2 separate regions of the Mus musculus genome follow, and region 2 is linked to region 1. The links are chromatin loops, found by intact Hi-C in ENCODE. Cell type or tissue: left cerebral cortex. All regions are shown on one strand.

Region 1 (8,000 bases):
AATACAATTACCTAAAATACAAAATTCTCTGTGCTATAGCATGAACACACACTTTAGTTTTCACACAATACTAAATTGTATCACATTTTGTTATTGTCTATTTCCCTTAAAAGCCTGAAAAAAAAACCACACTCTTACGATCCCAAAACCCAGGAGGCAGAGGCAGGAGGATTGAGAATTTGGGATACATAGCGAGTCCTTGTCTCCTAATCACAAAGCAAGCAAACGAGAAAGCCCCAAACCCTAAGATGCCTTAGACTGTGAAGCAGAATACCTGTACTAATAACGGCATAGGGGTGCGGTAGAGTGCATACCCAGCACTTGGGAGGTAGAGGCAAACAAATCTGAGTTTGAGAACAGTCCAGTCGTCATAGGGAGTTCAAGGCCAGTTAGGACTACAGTGAAACCTTGCCTCAAACTAACTAACTAACTAACTAACTAAATAAATAAATAAATGAAACCTTGCCTCAAAATAAATAGATAGATAGATAGATAGATAGATAGATAGATAGATAGATAAGGAATGGCTTATGGGGAATAAGAGACAGCCCCAGAGTTGTAGAGTAGAAAGTATTTAAGAGAAATAGGCAACACAATACACTGCCCTCACCACTCTGGCAGCGTATGGGGGTTCAATCCTCAAAGACAGAACAGTTAAGAGGCATGAACAGCTTTACAAACATTCCCACAGACATGTAATAGGGTTTAATGGCAGAATGCTTGCCTAGTGTGCCAGTTTGAATATGCTCAATCTAAAAAGTGGCACTATTAGGTGTAACCTTGTCGGAGTAGGTGTGTCACTGTGGGTGTGGGCTTAAGACCCTCATTTTAGCTGCCTGGAAGTCATTCTTCTACTAGCAGCCTTCAAATGAAGAGGTAGAACTCTCAGCTCTGACTGCATCATGCCTACCTAGATGCTGCCCTACTCTCACCTCTATGATAGTGGACTAAACCTCTGAACCTGTAAGTCAGCCCAATTAAATGTTGGCCTTTATAAGACTTACATTGGTCATGGTGTCTGTTCACAGCAGTAAAACCCTAAGTAAGATATCTAGTATGGTCAAGGTCTTAGATTGATGGGTAAGGGCAGTCCTAATATTCAACAAAGTGTTGTGCCAATTCAGCACAACTGGCAGGGAAGAAAGTACTTAGACCACCTATAGTCATATTCAAGCCCAGCTATTTACCACTGACCCAATGTTTCTAAGATGTCTGAACTGGCCTGTGTTTTCTCACCATACAATAGGAGTTTATAAATAGCACCTAAAGCAGTGGGTTACAATGAGGCTTAAACGTCAATGCTTTGACATATACAAAGTTTTAAAAAATGCACTACCTACCAGCAGGAGTTCTAAATCTTTAAACCACATTAAAAATCTTTAAAAACAATTTTAGCCGGGCGGTGGTGGCGCAACCCTTTAGTCCCAGCACTCGGGAGGCAGAGGCAGGCGGATTTCTGAGTTCGAGGCCAGCCTGGTCTACAGAGTGAGTTCCAGGACAGCCAGGGCTACACAGAGAAACCCTGTCTTGAAAAACAAACAAACAAAAAAACCAAACAACTAAACAAACAACAACAACAAAAAAAACCCCAAAACAACAAAAAAAAAAAACAATTTTAAGCAGAAACTCAAGAGTGTAACATCCACTAAGTTAAAAGCAACAAAAACAATGCTAACAACAGCCAACAGTAAAATCACTGCATTGTGATTTGAATGGATTATTCTGAAGTCAATTAAATGACAATTATAATGAAAACCAAAAAAGTATTTCATATATAAAAATGATAACACAAATGGATACATACACAGAACCAGGTGGCCATACCCAGCGGGGACAAGAAAAACTGATGGGCCTTGTCCTGATTAGTGTTGTAGGATATATGATCACACTGTGAACGTTGGGATTGTGTTGTTGAATGGAAAAACCTGTTTCTAGTTATGGTGCGGCTCAGCCTTGGCATACACTTAAGCCCTCTGGCTGGAATAGAGACAAATCCTTAGTACACACCTTTAAACCCAAACAATGAAGGTAAAGTTAATTTGGAGAAGGAAGTACTCATGTTTGAAAGTGATGTCTAACTGAGTGACAAATCACTCAAGTATCTAGGATATTTCCAACTCTCCTAAGAACAGGAAAAGGAAGCTACCTAAGAGAGCACCACAGAAAAGAGAGAAAGAAGGAGGAGGCTGTTTTACCAGGACAGTTATTACAGAGACAGGCTGAGGAGAAAAGAGCTAGATACAGGTGAAGACAGAACAAGCTAGAGAATGAGAAGGAACTAGAAGATTGGAACAGTTTGCTACAGTTAGTATGAGGACAAGCAGAGTAATTCAAGAGAGGCCAAGACAGAGAAGGCAGAATAAATCAGACAGCTTGGAGAGGAGTTTGAGCCAGAACCTCCGAGTTGAACCAGTCAGTCAGAATTCAGAAAAAAAGAAGAAAGGGCAAGCTTATTCAGCATAAGTCTCAGAAGCTGAAAACGTTCTATGCCTAGTTAAGATTGTATGTAGGCTAGAAGCTTCCAGGACTAGGCCTAGGTTAGCAGACTGAGGAAATAAGCCTTGGAGGAAAAAACAATTTCATTGGATGAATAAAAGTTACTTTAACAGGTTAGTCTTTTGTCAACTCAAGCTAGAATTATCTGGAAAGACGAACATCTGTAGAGGAAATGCCACCATCTAATTGCCTGTAAGCTAGTCTAGTCAGTAGGGGCATTTTCTTGAGTAATGACTGGTGTGGGAAGCCAGGCAATGTACTGACACCTGTGGTGTCAGTTCTGGGTGGATGGTCCTGGGTGTATAAGAAAGCAAGCTTAGCAAACTATGAGAATCAAGCCTGAAAGCAGTTTTCCTTCACGGCCTGTGAGAGAGCTTTAGTTCTTGCCTCCAGATTCCTTCTGAAATTCCTGCCCTGCCTGACTTTCCTTCATAAGGGTCTATGATCAGGATGTGTACAACAAACAAATCCTTTCCTCCCCAAGCTGTTATTTTCTGGTCATGGTGTTTTACCACAGCAGTAGAGACCAATACAAGCCCAATACACACTATGGATAGATACAGAATGTTACTAAGTACTCAAAAGCATTGAGGAGTGCTAACCTAGGAACCAGTCTGAGGGGTCACCCAGGGGGCCAAATTTGGGGTAATAAAAATACAAACGAATAGTAGTAGATTGCAGCCCATCATACAGAGTAAGACTCCACTTGAAAGACAATGTTTTCTTACTGTTTAGTGAGGTTTCAAGGACAAAGAAATAAAAACTTTGTAATCATCACTATAAAGACTGATCTGAGCAAAAATAATGAATACTAAATAAGGGGAGGGGATCTGACAGAATGTAAGACAGATTCAGGGTCTTAAAATCTCTCTCATAGGGGCTGGAGAGATGGCTCAGTGGTTAAGAGCACCGACTGCTCTTCCGAAGGTCCTGAGTTCAAATCCCAGCAACCACATGGTTGATACAGTGTACTTAGATATAATAATAATAAATAAATCTTAAAAAAAAAATCTCTCTCATAGAGTAAATCTTAAAAGGGGAACAGTAAAATACATACTTTTATTGGGTATGAGACTTATGAATCTAATACACTTAGGGAGAGCTGCAACTCTGGATGTATAACCTGATCATGGTTATGAGAAAACAGTAGACAAACCAGAAAAAAGGGATATACCACTAGAAACAAAGGGGGAGTGGGAGGTGCCTATTTAACATATCAAAGTGGACCTGGTTGCCAGGTTCTCCCTGCACCCCAGAGTGGACCTTCCGGACTGGAATACACAACCCCTGCTAGGCTGCCCTTCCCCCAGGTATTCTTCCCTATAATATAGTCCAGACATTTTCCTTACTTTTCTTTTGGGCTTCCTGGCTGCTACACCTGGTTCCCCTAGGTCCCCTCCTCAACATATGGTCTAAGGTGACCATTCTACTTTCCCAGATGTCTTTGACTTTGGCTATGTCTCCCCTTTGTCTAAAATAAACGTTCTCCTCCAGTATACTTAGGAGCAGTCAGGCCCTTCCGTTTAATTTCTTTTTTCATTCATTTAGTGCTAAAACTGGAGATAGGAATAAATGAGTTCCCTCTCAAAGAACTGCTCAGAACCAACAGTTAATCTGACTCTCCTAAGGTATTTATGGCTCATTGGTTTCTGCTGGCTTCTGCTACTCACAAAATTTGATTCCAAATACTAGAGTCTGGTTCTTCAAACAGCTGCTTCCTCTACCCACTTTCTCTGGACTCCAGTTTGCTATGCTCTCCACGTAGGCATCTACATGTTTCTCTGGCTTCTGTAGCCTACAACTCTAGCCTACATGCTTGTAATCCCAGTATTTGAGAGGTACAGACAGGAAAATCAGGAGTTTAAGGTCATCACTTACTACACTGAGTTCAAGATTAACCTGAATTAAATGACACCTTACCTAAATAAATAATAAATAACAAAACAATAAGTCTAGTATATTCTCCATCACAGAAGGAAAAATAGGGCTTAAGGAATTGCTCAAATTGAAGAAGGAAGGGCTGGGAGGGGGACATTGAGCAGGATGTAAGTGAGTAAGTAAAATAACAAAACCGAAACAAAACAAAACACCTAAACCCGATTCTAGACTAGATACTGGAGGTCAACAAAGTATAAAGACATTATTGTGTGTCGTAGTTTGCTTCTCTGTTGCTGTAATAAAAGACTGACCAAAATCAACTTAGGTAGGACCGGACATATTTGGCTTACCAACTATCATTGAGGGAAAGCCAAGGCAGAAACTGAAGCAAGGTAGAAATGAAACAGAGATTCTGGAGGAACAAATGCTGCTTTCTAATTTGCTCTCCGTGGCTATTTGCTTTCTTTTACAACTCAGTGCTGTCACCTCCACAGAGGGCCAGGCCCTCCCACATTAATTATTAATCAAGAAAATGCTCCACACACTTGCATACAGGTCAGTCTTATGGTGGCATGTTCTCAGTTGAGGTTCCCTCTTCTTCGATAACCCTAGCGTGCATCAAGTTAACAAAAAATTAAGAAGTAAGGCGGCTCTCGTGGAGGCAGCTAGCGCGAGGCTGGGGAGCGCTGAGCCGCGCGTCGTGCCCTGCGCTGCCCAGACTAGCGAACAATACAGTCAGGATGGCTAAAGGTGACCCCAAGAAACCAAAGGGCAAGATGTCTGCTTATGCCTTCTTTGTGCAGACATGCAGGGAAGAACATAAGAAGAAAAACCCAGAGGTTCCCGTCAATTTTGCTGAGTTCTCCAAGAAGTGCTCGGAGAGGTGGAAGACCATGTCTAGCAAAGAGAAATCAAAGTTTGATGAAATGGCAAAGGCAGATAAAGTCCGATATGATCGGGAGATGAAAGATTATGGACCAGCTAAAGGAGGCAAGAAGAAGAAGGACCCAAATGCCCCCAAAAGACCTCCGTCTGGATTTTTCTTATTCTGTTCTGAATTCCGCCCCAAGATCAAATCCACAAACCCTGGCATCTCCATTGGAGATGTGGCAAAAAAGCTGGGTGAGATGTGGAATAACTTAAGTGACAATGAAAAGCAGCCTTATGTCACCAAGGCAGCAAAGCTGAAAGAGAAGTATGAGAAGGATGTTGCTGACTATAAGTCTAAAGGGAAGTTTGATGGTGCCAAGGGTCCTGTTAAAGTTGCCCGGAAAAAGGTGGAAGAAGAGGAAGAGGAGGAGGAAGAGGAAGAAGAGGAGGAGGAAGAGGAGGAAGATGAATAAAAGCTCTGTCTCCTTGTGAATACCTTAGAGTAGGAGAGCGCTGTGATTGACACATCTCTTATTTGAGTCGTGTCTATTGCCCTTGTTAGGTTTAATTACAAAATTTGATCACGATCATATTGTAGTTTCTCAAAGTGTCAGTGGTTTACATGAAGTGGCCGTGGGTGTCCGGAGCGCCCTGAAACTGTATCAAAGTTGTACATAGCTCCAAACATTTTTAAAATGAAAAGGCACTCTCGCGTCCTCCTCACTCAGTGCACTTTGCTGTTGGTGTGACAAGGCATTTGAAGATGTTTCTGGCATTTTGTTCTCAACTCGTAAGGTAGTGTTAACTATATGGTTATTGGCTAGCAATCCTGAGTTGTCAACTGTACATATCTATAGTTTGTAAAGAGAATGAAACAACCCAGACAGATTCTTGATGCTCCTTGTTTGGCGTGGAGGCTGTGAGGGGAAGATGCCTTTTGGAGGGGGCCGTAGCTCAGGGCGTGCACTGTGAGGCTGGACCTGTTGATACTGCGGTGGGCATCCATTTAGCTTCAGGTTGTCCTATGTTTGTATATAGTGGCATAGCATTCTGCTGACATTCTTAGTTGTGGAAAGGGGGGAGGGGTCGGTCGGCATGAGAAGTGTTTGGAGTTTTTTCTTTAGTTAAGTGCAGTAGGTTTGAAACTTTTTAAAGAAACTGTAGGACTCATCATTGTCAGCAAAGCAAAGAACTACTGCATCAATGGAAGTTCAAGAACCCTCTGGACCTAAACACAATTTGCAACATTCTGTTATTTTTTGTATGTTTAGAATGCTGAAATCTTTTTGAAGTTAAATAAACAGTATTACATTAAAAAAAAATTAAGAAGTACATACATAGAGATAGCAACAAGCTAGAACATGGACTGTAAGTTCCATTACACCAAAATTTGGTATTACACCAAAGCTTGTTTTCATTTATTAGAATTGTGTAAGAAAATATGCTTGGGCTGGGAATGCAAGCACATGCCTATAATGTCAGTCTCCAGACACTCTAGAGACAGGATCCTAAGTTCCAAGCCAACATAATGGGAGCCTATCTCAAATAAATGAAGGACACTAAGATAGAAAAGGAAAAGCTTGTTCTGAGATGTATACTTAAATATTAGAAAATAAAAGAAAACAACACATTTAACCTACTCTCAAATGAAAAAGAAAAAGAGAGAGAGAAAGAGAGAAAGAGAGAGGAAGGAAGGAAGGGAGGGAGGGAGGGAGGGAGGGAGGGAGGGAGAGAGGGAGAGAGGGAGAGAGAAAGAAGAGAAGAGAAGAGAAGAGAAGAGAAGAGAAGAGAAGAGAAGAGAAGAGAAGAGAAGAGAAGAGAAGAGGGGCTGGAGAGATGGCTCAGTAGGTTAAGAGCACTGGCTCCTCTTCCAGAGGACCTGGGTTCAATTCCCTGCACCAACATGGCAGCTGACAGCTGTTTGTAACTTATATCTAGTAACTCCAGTTCCAGGGGCTCTAACACTCTCACAAAGACATACAAGCAGACAAAACAACAATGCACATAAAATAAAAAATTTAAAATTAAAAAAGAGATGATTATGGAAAATAATAAAAGCTGATCTGGACAAAAGAAATCTAGTCATTATTGTATCCTTGCTAAAAGTTAAAGTTTTCTAAAAGTTAAGTTATTTTAAAATCACTTCAGAAAACATGCATAACCTTTCCCAGAAAACTTACCCCTGAAAGAGTTTATCTATAGTTACAGCTGCCAGAGACCACAGAATTAATAAACCAGGCTACATACATCTTTCAAGCAAATTAAACTAGACCCTCAATCTTATTACAAAGCACTGATTTCACTAAATCTAAATTTACAGGTCTAAAAGAAAGCAGCATTTGAACAAGTCAGGACATCATAAACACGTGCAAGCAATGATCAATTTTACCTAATAATTTTTTCCAGGATTTGATGAGAGACTTGGCTAGAGAGGTGACTTCTTCATCTGTGCTCTGCTTGCGAAGGGCATTGACAGACATTCCAATTCTTGTGGACTGCAAGGCAACAAGAATAAAGTGTCCATCAATGCGTTTCAAACAATTTAGTACATTAACTACACTTTCTTATTTTTCAAACTCTCTTTCTGCTTACGATTTTAAAACTTCCGATTATTTGCATTCTGCTGAAAGCACACACTACAAACCTGAAGTACAAACATCTTTAGATCATGCACTAGTCTGATCAATGCACGATCAATTGAGATCAACAGCCCAGTAACATGAGATCAAGGCCAATGGACTACTGAAATAAAATCA
Region 2 (8,000 bases), 1.0 Mb before region 1:
TGTTCTTACACACACTCAGATTTCTCACTCAATTCCATTCCTGGAATGTGTTCCAATCATTGCTTTGTTCCAAGAATGCAAGAAAAAATTAATGTACACTATTTATTAATTTACTAAGTTCTTTTATCAACAACTTCTTTGGCATCTCATAAGATGCTGAAGACTAGGATTAATTTATGCACGATATATACATCTGAGTAAAGCAAGATGTACAGGTCAGGCGTACTAGTTACATTTCTCTTGCAGTACAAAATAAGATGACCAAGGAAACCTTGAACGGAAAGTTTATTTGGACTTTTAAGTACTGAGGGTAAGAGCTATCCATAGAGGAGATATGGCCGGCTTTGCGGCTCAAGTAGCAAGATGGGCATTTACATCTTCAATCACAAAGCAAGAAAGCAGGAAGAGTACACTGGGAGTTGTGTGCAATTTTGGAATCTCAATACCAATGTCTAGTGACATCCTTCCTCTATCAAGGCCACACCTCATAGATCTACCTGAAAAATGTCACCAACTAGAGATGAGGTATTCCAATGTGTGAGTCTAGGGGAGATGTTTTCATTTGAATCACCACACCTGACAATGAGTCTTTCCTGACAATGAGCATAGAGCTCTGTGCATGGCCAGCTCCTCCTTTCTGCCAGATGCATGAAGTCTCCTACTACTCCACAGGAGTTTAGTTACCCCTGAAAAGAGTTAATAAACCAGGCTTAAGGTCAAAACACCCATGCCCTTTGAGTTTAACCTCTTCAACACTTTTTTCCCCTTATGTATAAGTCTGTATTTTTAAAAAAAGAAATCCAGAAGACAAGATTGTAAATTATGATAACAGTTAAAACATACACCTTGAGATTTATGTGACTTAAGGATGCTTTTGAGCCTTTTTGGTCCATTTGTATCTGACACATCAATAGTTGCCTTCTTATGTGTGAACTTGTACAATGCTTCTCAGAAGCCAAGTTATGTCATTTACAAAGAAACGTCTTTAGACTAAAACCAGTTAGTTATACACAAGCATTTTTTAAAAATGTAATCTCTGAAAATTAGGTATAGATTACATTCTTTGAGTAATTTAACTTCTAAAACCACAACAATCTCTCCCTCTCCTCTCCCTCTCCCCTCCCTCCTCCCCTTCTCCCCTCCCCCCTCCTTCCCTCACACACACACACACACACACACACACACACACACACACACACACACACACACTACCATTAAGACATGTAAGGTCACCTTATTTTTAAGTGTTCTGCACCCATGCCGTTGTGTGTACCACAGTCTCTTTGCTTCATACTGACTCACCCTGAAATGCAGCTTAAGTAGAAACACTGGCTGAAGCTGAGAAGGAGGCTCTGTGAAGGATCCCTCTGACAACACAACTAGAGGATGCTTAGGTTTTTCTCCCATACTAAGTATGTGACACATATACATATGCAAAAAAACCAAAGTAAATAGGAAAGCAGTTACAGTTGAAAGGAATACAGGTAGTCATTGCCCCTCTGCTTCTTGTGAGACAGGTCTATGCTCAGCTTGTTCTTGAACTCACTTCCTTTGTAGCTTGGGCTGCCCTTAGACTCATGGTCCTCCTTTGTCAGTTTCCTGAGTTCTGGGGTTAGAAATGTCTGCCACCACACCTAATGCTCTCTATACTAGTCTATCAACTCTTGTCTATCTTTAAACACTTCCAAAAAATTTTAGAAAATAAAACCTTTAAACTTTTAAACTGTACTTTAAAGAAGTATTTATATACTACTTTTATTTTCTCAAAATATAATTATTTTAAGCAGTTATGTGAATGTATCCATTACCAAGCATCTTACTGCACTATATTTCCCCTTCTTATGATGTGAGATGATTTTATACCTCTGAGATGAGATGGAACGAGAGCATTCACTCAGGTGTTTTAATGTGGCATTCGACTATTCCATAGCAATATCATGAGCAAAAACATTAAAATCATGCAGTAGTGATTCTGATAACAGATATTTCTTGAGAAAAGTAATATAAACAGCAGAAATACTCTGGGTAAAGAGGTGATTCATATCCTGGGAAGGATGAAGCATAGTGCAAGAGCATATTACCGTACCCAGTTGCACAGCTGAAATTCTTTTAAGAATTTTTACATTTTTCTGTAATTTGCATTTTACTGATTATTATTGTATGCATGTGAAAAATGTATATGTGCGAGAGCAGATACGGCATGCCACAGCACGTATATGGAGGCCAGAAGATAACTTTAAGGACTTGGTCCTTTCTTTCCTCTCTGTTCTGGGACTCAATCTCTGATTGAACTTGAGCCATCTCACCAGCTCTCATTAACATTTTAAAATTGCAGCTGACTCAGGTATTTCAAACTGCAGAAAACAACTGCAGATGAAAGGAGATGACTCGAACAACAGTGACTGAGTGGTGAAAGCATTTATACATGGATCAACTCCCCATCATTTGTTAGATTTGGGGATTTTTTGTGGCAGACATAATTGTTCTTCATGTTTTGCATGGTTAAGTGCTAATAGCCATACATAAAAATCCCCTGCAAGAGCCTTATAAGGTTTATACTAGTGTGGAGTCAGGCAATGCAGGAGTTAGAATTAGTGAAATGCACTTGTATTAATGGATCTGTGTATAATGCTCTAACAGGGTAAAGTTAAAGTTTCATTGTTTTCAAATACTGGTAGCTGTAGCTACAGTCTGTGATGTTTAGTGTCTCCCTTGCATGGCAATATTGGTGAGGAACTTCAGATGTTTATTGGGTACTTGGCTAGTTCCAAGCTTTTCAGCAGCCACAGTAATCTCTGTAAGAAACGGTTCCCACAACTGTGGTGCATATTAAATAGCTGACCATGCATTCAAGTGCTATTGAAGGGGAGATAAATTGAACATCTCCTAGCCTGAGCCAGAGGGGGGCTTAACAGAGAGGTCAGTGAGAACCTTACTACAAACACTAATGAGTGTAGGAGAGGCAACCGCATCTTGAAGCACTGCAACAAAGGGAGGATTCAAGGAAAGTGGCCTTCAATCTTTTGTTTCTTTAGAGCCATTCTTATTGAGTTATTCACCTTTTCTTTTACTGTATAGTTTGAAGGCTATGACTAATAATGTGTACTTGCATAATCAACATCTCAAGATGCAGGAAATTTGCATTACCCTTAAAATATACTTTTCACACCCTTCACACCAGTCTTGATTTTTAAGTTGCATTACACATTGCCCGCATTGAGATAATTTAGTCAGGGGCAACATGAACCTAGTAGCCAGGGATCCCTTTGTTTTAGAATCCCACCTTTGTAAGTAGAGGGCAATGGTGTCTCTTGGTCCTTAGTATGGTTCCCAGTTTGTGTACGTACTTGAGGTTGTTTATACTTCTTTGGGTTTTACTTATTTTATGCAATATAGTTATATATTTGTTATTATATTGTTATTTATATATACACAAAGTATATATTATTTATTTAAAATATTCATAAGCATGTACTTTTCAGTATTTCTATGTGTGCGTTTTGGGAATGAATTCTTCTCAATAGATGACAGGAGTATGTACTGGCCCCTGGTGCGGATGCAGGCTCATGTGTACATATGGGACTGTTTGCTTTCCTCAAATTATGTATGCTTCAAACCTTTGTATTCATATAGTAGTATAGTTATGTCTATGTTCCTTCCTCAGTAACTCTCATTTGTTTTCATCTGTTGTTTGGCTTTGTTTGATTGGTTATTTTAAGGTAAGTTCAAGTGAATACTATGGAAGAACTAAGAAAATAACTCTCTAATACTGTGAAAGTTATCTCCCGTTTTTGATGATCTGGGTGTCATGGAATTATTAATATACATTCGAAAGGCAGTAAATATAAATGAGTAAGTTTAAGACTTTCATCTCATTTAAATATTAAATTACCATTCTCCTGAACACCTAGGTACTCTTTCATTCCTCCATTTTTGTAAGTATTCATTGGGTCACTAGGTGGTGCTAAAAGCTCAACTATGTACACTCAGGTCTTGTGCCACCATGTTTCTTTCTTTCTTTTTCTTTTTTTTTTTTACTGTTAAGAGATTAAAAAAAAGTATTTTCTTCATTTACATTTCAAATGCTAACCCAAAAGTCCCCCATACTCCCACCCCCACTCCCCTACCCACCCACTCCCATTTCTTGGCCCCGGAGTTCCCCCATTCTGAGGCATATAAAGTTTGCAAGACCAAGGGGCCTCTCTTCCCAATGATGGCCAACTAGGCCATCTTCTGTTACACATGCAGCTAGAGACACGATCTCTGGGGGTACTGGTTAGTTCATATTGTTGTCCACCTATAGGGTTGCAGACCCCTTTAGCTCCTTGGGTACTTTCTCTAGCTCCCATGTTTCTAGAGGGCTTGAGGCTTCTGTGACAATCCTTAGTTCTTAAAAAGTGTGATAGGGATGCTGCAGTGTACATCTTCACAATTGATGGCTTCTGGCGGGGGCCTGGGATGGAAACGACTCAATTCAATTTAAGGGGTAGACCACTGAGAGTTGGACCATGTTCCAGTGAGTATATAGACCACACAAATTATACTTTTTAATTCTTATTCTTACTTTTATTTGAGTGCGTGCATGTGTGTGTGTGTGTGTGTGTGTGTGTGTGTGTGTGAGTGTGATATAAGGTCACAAGGATAGGTAATGGGCATAGAAGCCTGAGAAGTGAATATGATTGGGGTGCATATTGTGAAAATTCCCGCGAATCAATAAAAATATGTTTTAAAAAAGAAAGTGTTGATGGTTACAAAGATTAGAAGATGTTTACTAATATACATATTGGCTTTGGTGCTGGGTGTGATTTTTCAATTACAGTCTCTAGCATAAGGTATAAAATATATTTATTCAAATCATAACATTTAAGATGTTGTCAAAGGTGCTTGTAGCTTGACGTGAATCCATGGGATGCAGACAGTGGAAGAAGAGAGCAGAGTTTTCCTGAGTTCTATACACATGCTGACATGTGTGCAAAAGCATGACACACACAAAAAAGTAAGTAAATGGAAAAAAAAAAACGTTGAAAAGATAATACCAACCTATAAAAGGACATTTAACAATCCGTTCAAAAAATATGATCACAGACTAAATTTCCAAAAATTGGTGATGGAGAGAGCTTAGTGGTTGAGAGCGTGTATTGATTTTGCAGAGAACTTGTTTCAGTTTCCTAGACCTATGCTGAGAAACTTACATTTGCCAGTTAGGCAACTCCAGCTTCAGGGGATGCAATACCCCTGGCTCTGTGGGGGATGTGCACATATTTATTCACATAATTTAAAAATAAACTACTCTCAGAATATTTTCTTTTTAGTCTTCTAAAAATAAATATTTTCTTTTTCATTTTTATTAATTCTTTGATACTTTAGAATATTTAGATCCTATTTCTCCCCTTCCCCAACTCCTCTCAGATCCAGTCCCATTTCTTTACCCACCTAGAAAACAAAACAAAACACTCCATCTCAAGTTCAGTTTGTGTTGCCAGTATATTTTTTGGATGTGTGGCCTTCCACAGAAGTATAGTGAACTTACTAAAGGCTCCACTCTAGAGAAAACTGTTTTCTTCTGTCTACTTCATCAGAGGGGCGGAGCTTAATACCCATCTCCCTACTCCAGCTGTGACTTTGGTTGGCTTAAAGCTGCACAGGTCTTGTGAATGCCATCACAGCTATTGAGTTTACCGGTGGAATTGCCCTGCATCTGGGAAGCACTGTTAATTTATACTCATCCATCATTCCCAGATCAGCTTCTTTCTGCCTCCTGTTTTGTAGTGATCCTTGAGGCTTGGAGGGAAGTATGATAGAGATATCCTGTTTAGTGCTGACCCTTAGTGGTCTAGTGTTCTCTGCACTGTGACCAGTTGTGGAATCTCTTTGTTTCTAATCATTTACTTTAAATAGAAGTTTCTCTGATGATGGTTGAAGGATACAGTAATCAATAATGATGTTATTAAGATTTATGTTCTCCCCCAGGATCTGTGATTCACAGAGTCACAGATTTTTAAGTCAGAACGGTGCTAGATATGGGTTTCATTTTGTGGAGTTTGACTTAAATCTAATCATAAAATAGAAGATGACTTCCATGATGTTCATGCCATTATTGCATTAGTGGGAATGTCTTGCCAGGACAGTCATTATTCCAAGTATTACAATGATCAACTTTACTTTAAAAATAAAAAGTATTTTTGTTACATTTTGAAAATAATCTTCTTTTAAAGATCTAGTCACAGGTTCATATTTTAATTTCTTACGTGTGTGTGTGTGTGTGTGTGTGTGTGTGTGCCATTACATGTTTATGGAGGTCAGAAGAAAACTTGTAGAAGTTGTTCTCTTCTACCACATGTCTTCTGATAGTTGTCATGCTTGGCAGCAAGCACCTTTTTCTGTTCAAGCATCTCCCCAACTCATGGTTACATTAAAAGACATTATTTCTGTTGTTTGAAAATATCATACATGTATATAAATAGAATTGCGTTGAGCAAATCCACCATTTAATTCATCTCCTCCAATTTCTCTCCTCACCCTCTCATTTCCCCATCAACGTCATGTCCTTTGTTCATATATATGCTGTGTTCATCTGGTTCTTCCTTTTTGAACATGGGGGTAGGACTATTGGTGGAGTAGGTGATCTCTTCTGATCATATCTGTAGTGGAAATTTTTGGTTCAACACTTTGTGCTCCCAGAAGACTGTGCTTCCAGACACCTACCTAGGGAATCTTTGGCCAGAGGATGAAAGACATACACACATTAGCTTAATTTTAAATGCCTTTGCTACCTCAAAGGCTGGGCATCTCTAAACCTTCCCCTGATACTCCAGGCCCAATCGGGGAAGTGGCCAGTGGCCACCCACCTGAAATCTCACATGGCCCATATGGTTTATCTCCTGCCACTCCTGTATCCCATACTTCTACCCTGAGTCATCCCAGTTCTCCCTTTCCTCTCTGTGTCCTACCTGATCAACTTTAAGTGTCCCTCCCTATGCAAAGCCATTGACTGCTGGTATCCTTATTGATGAATCAAGAACCAATTGAGGACAAGGACCTATAGCATCTGAACATGCAGATTCAAAGCAGTAGCACTAATCTCCAACACACATCCTTGAAGAAAAGTGCCTCTCATTCTACCAACAACTGTCACTTGCTAACATCTCCTCAGCTGCTGGTGGGGGCATCATATGTAAAAGGAACTGGGCCAAATTGGGAAGGCCATGAGAAACTTCTCAGCGGTTTTTATAAATACAGTGTCATTGGATTGAAGGTATAGTTTCCTTTCTACACTAAGTCCATCACAACTAACCTAAAATTGCAACCAACTGTCAGATGAACTCCCTTATACTTATCCTTTAACTAAAAAATAGATGGGAAATTCCAGTTCAGAAATGTGAACACTGTCATTGCTACTCTATTCACAATAGCTAGATCATGACCATGCTCCTTCCTTTATGAACATTCTCGTTGTATTTATTCTCTAGCTGACCTACACTGACTTCAAGTTCTTGGAAGACATTAACACTGTGTTATCAACTGTTATATTCTTAACATCAAGCATTGTGACTGTCAGAGAGCTGGCATTTCTGAGTTAGCAGTAAGAAGTTTCCATGACAGATACTGCTTTGTTTTTCTATCCCACCATCTATTTGAGTGAATTAATTTTAGTAGATATCCTACAAAATTTTGGTAAGTTTTAAATGATTTAACAGGTGTAGTATAGTTTTTTAATGTAATAGAATATTATAAAATTTTAGTTTTAATTTTAAATTATGTAGATATATGAATGCTTGTGTTTGAGTATGTACATGTGAGTACAGTACTCTTAGAGGCCAAAAGAAAGAGTCAGATACTCTGGATATTAAAGTTACAGACAACTGTGAGCTGACTACTATTATGGGTACTGGTTATTGAACTCAGGTTCTCTGGAATAACAGTATATGTTCTTAAGGAGAGCTCGGTGAGGAAGCCCAATAAACAAAATGGTTCAGCAGAGTGAATTTCAGTGTAATGGT

The links. Peaks named below come from ENCODE experiments on the same cell type or tissue, not always from the same donor. Only the 100,000 strongest peaks of a DNase experiment are listed, where the experiment ranks them.
Region 2: a loop joins it to region 1, with 4 times the contacts of the local background. A loop is called at or near these places in 2 of 42 quality-filtered maps.

The regions. Positions count from the first base shown.
Region 1 is chr1:4,877,766-4,885,765 of GRCm38, reverse strand. Tcea1 (transcription elongation factor A (SII) 1) reads right to left here. Exons shown (of 10, transcript NM_011541.4): 3 at 7,634-7,739. It also overlaps the pseudogene Gm6104. Among named protein-coding and RNA genes, the nearest start is that of Tcea1, 24 kb to the right of the region's middle. In left cerebral cortex, no CTCF peak of the experiment used is centred here; a DNase peak (open chromatin) is centred at 4,199.
Region 2 is chr1:5,900,968-5,908,967 of GRCm38, reverse strand. No RefSeq gene overlaps it. Among named protein-coding and RNA genes, the nearest start is that of Npbwr1, 12 kb to the left of the region's middle. In left cerebral cortex, a CTCF peak has its summit at 3,951 (motif pointing right); a DNase peak (open chromatin) is centred at 3,953.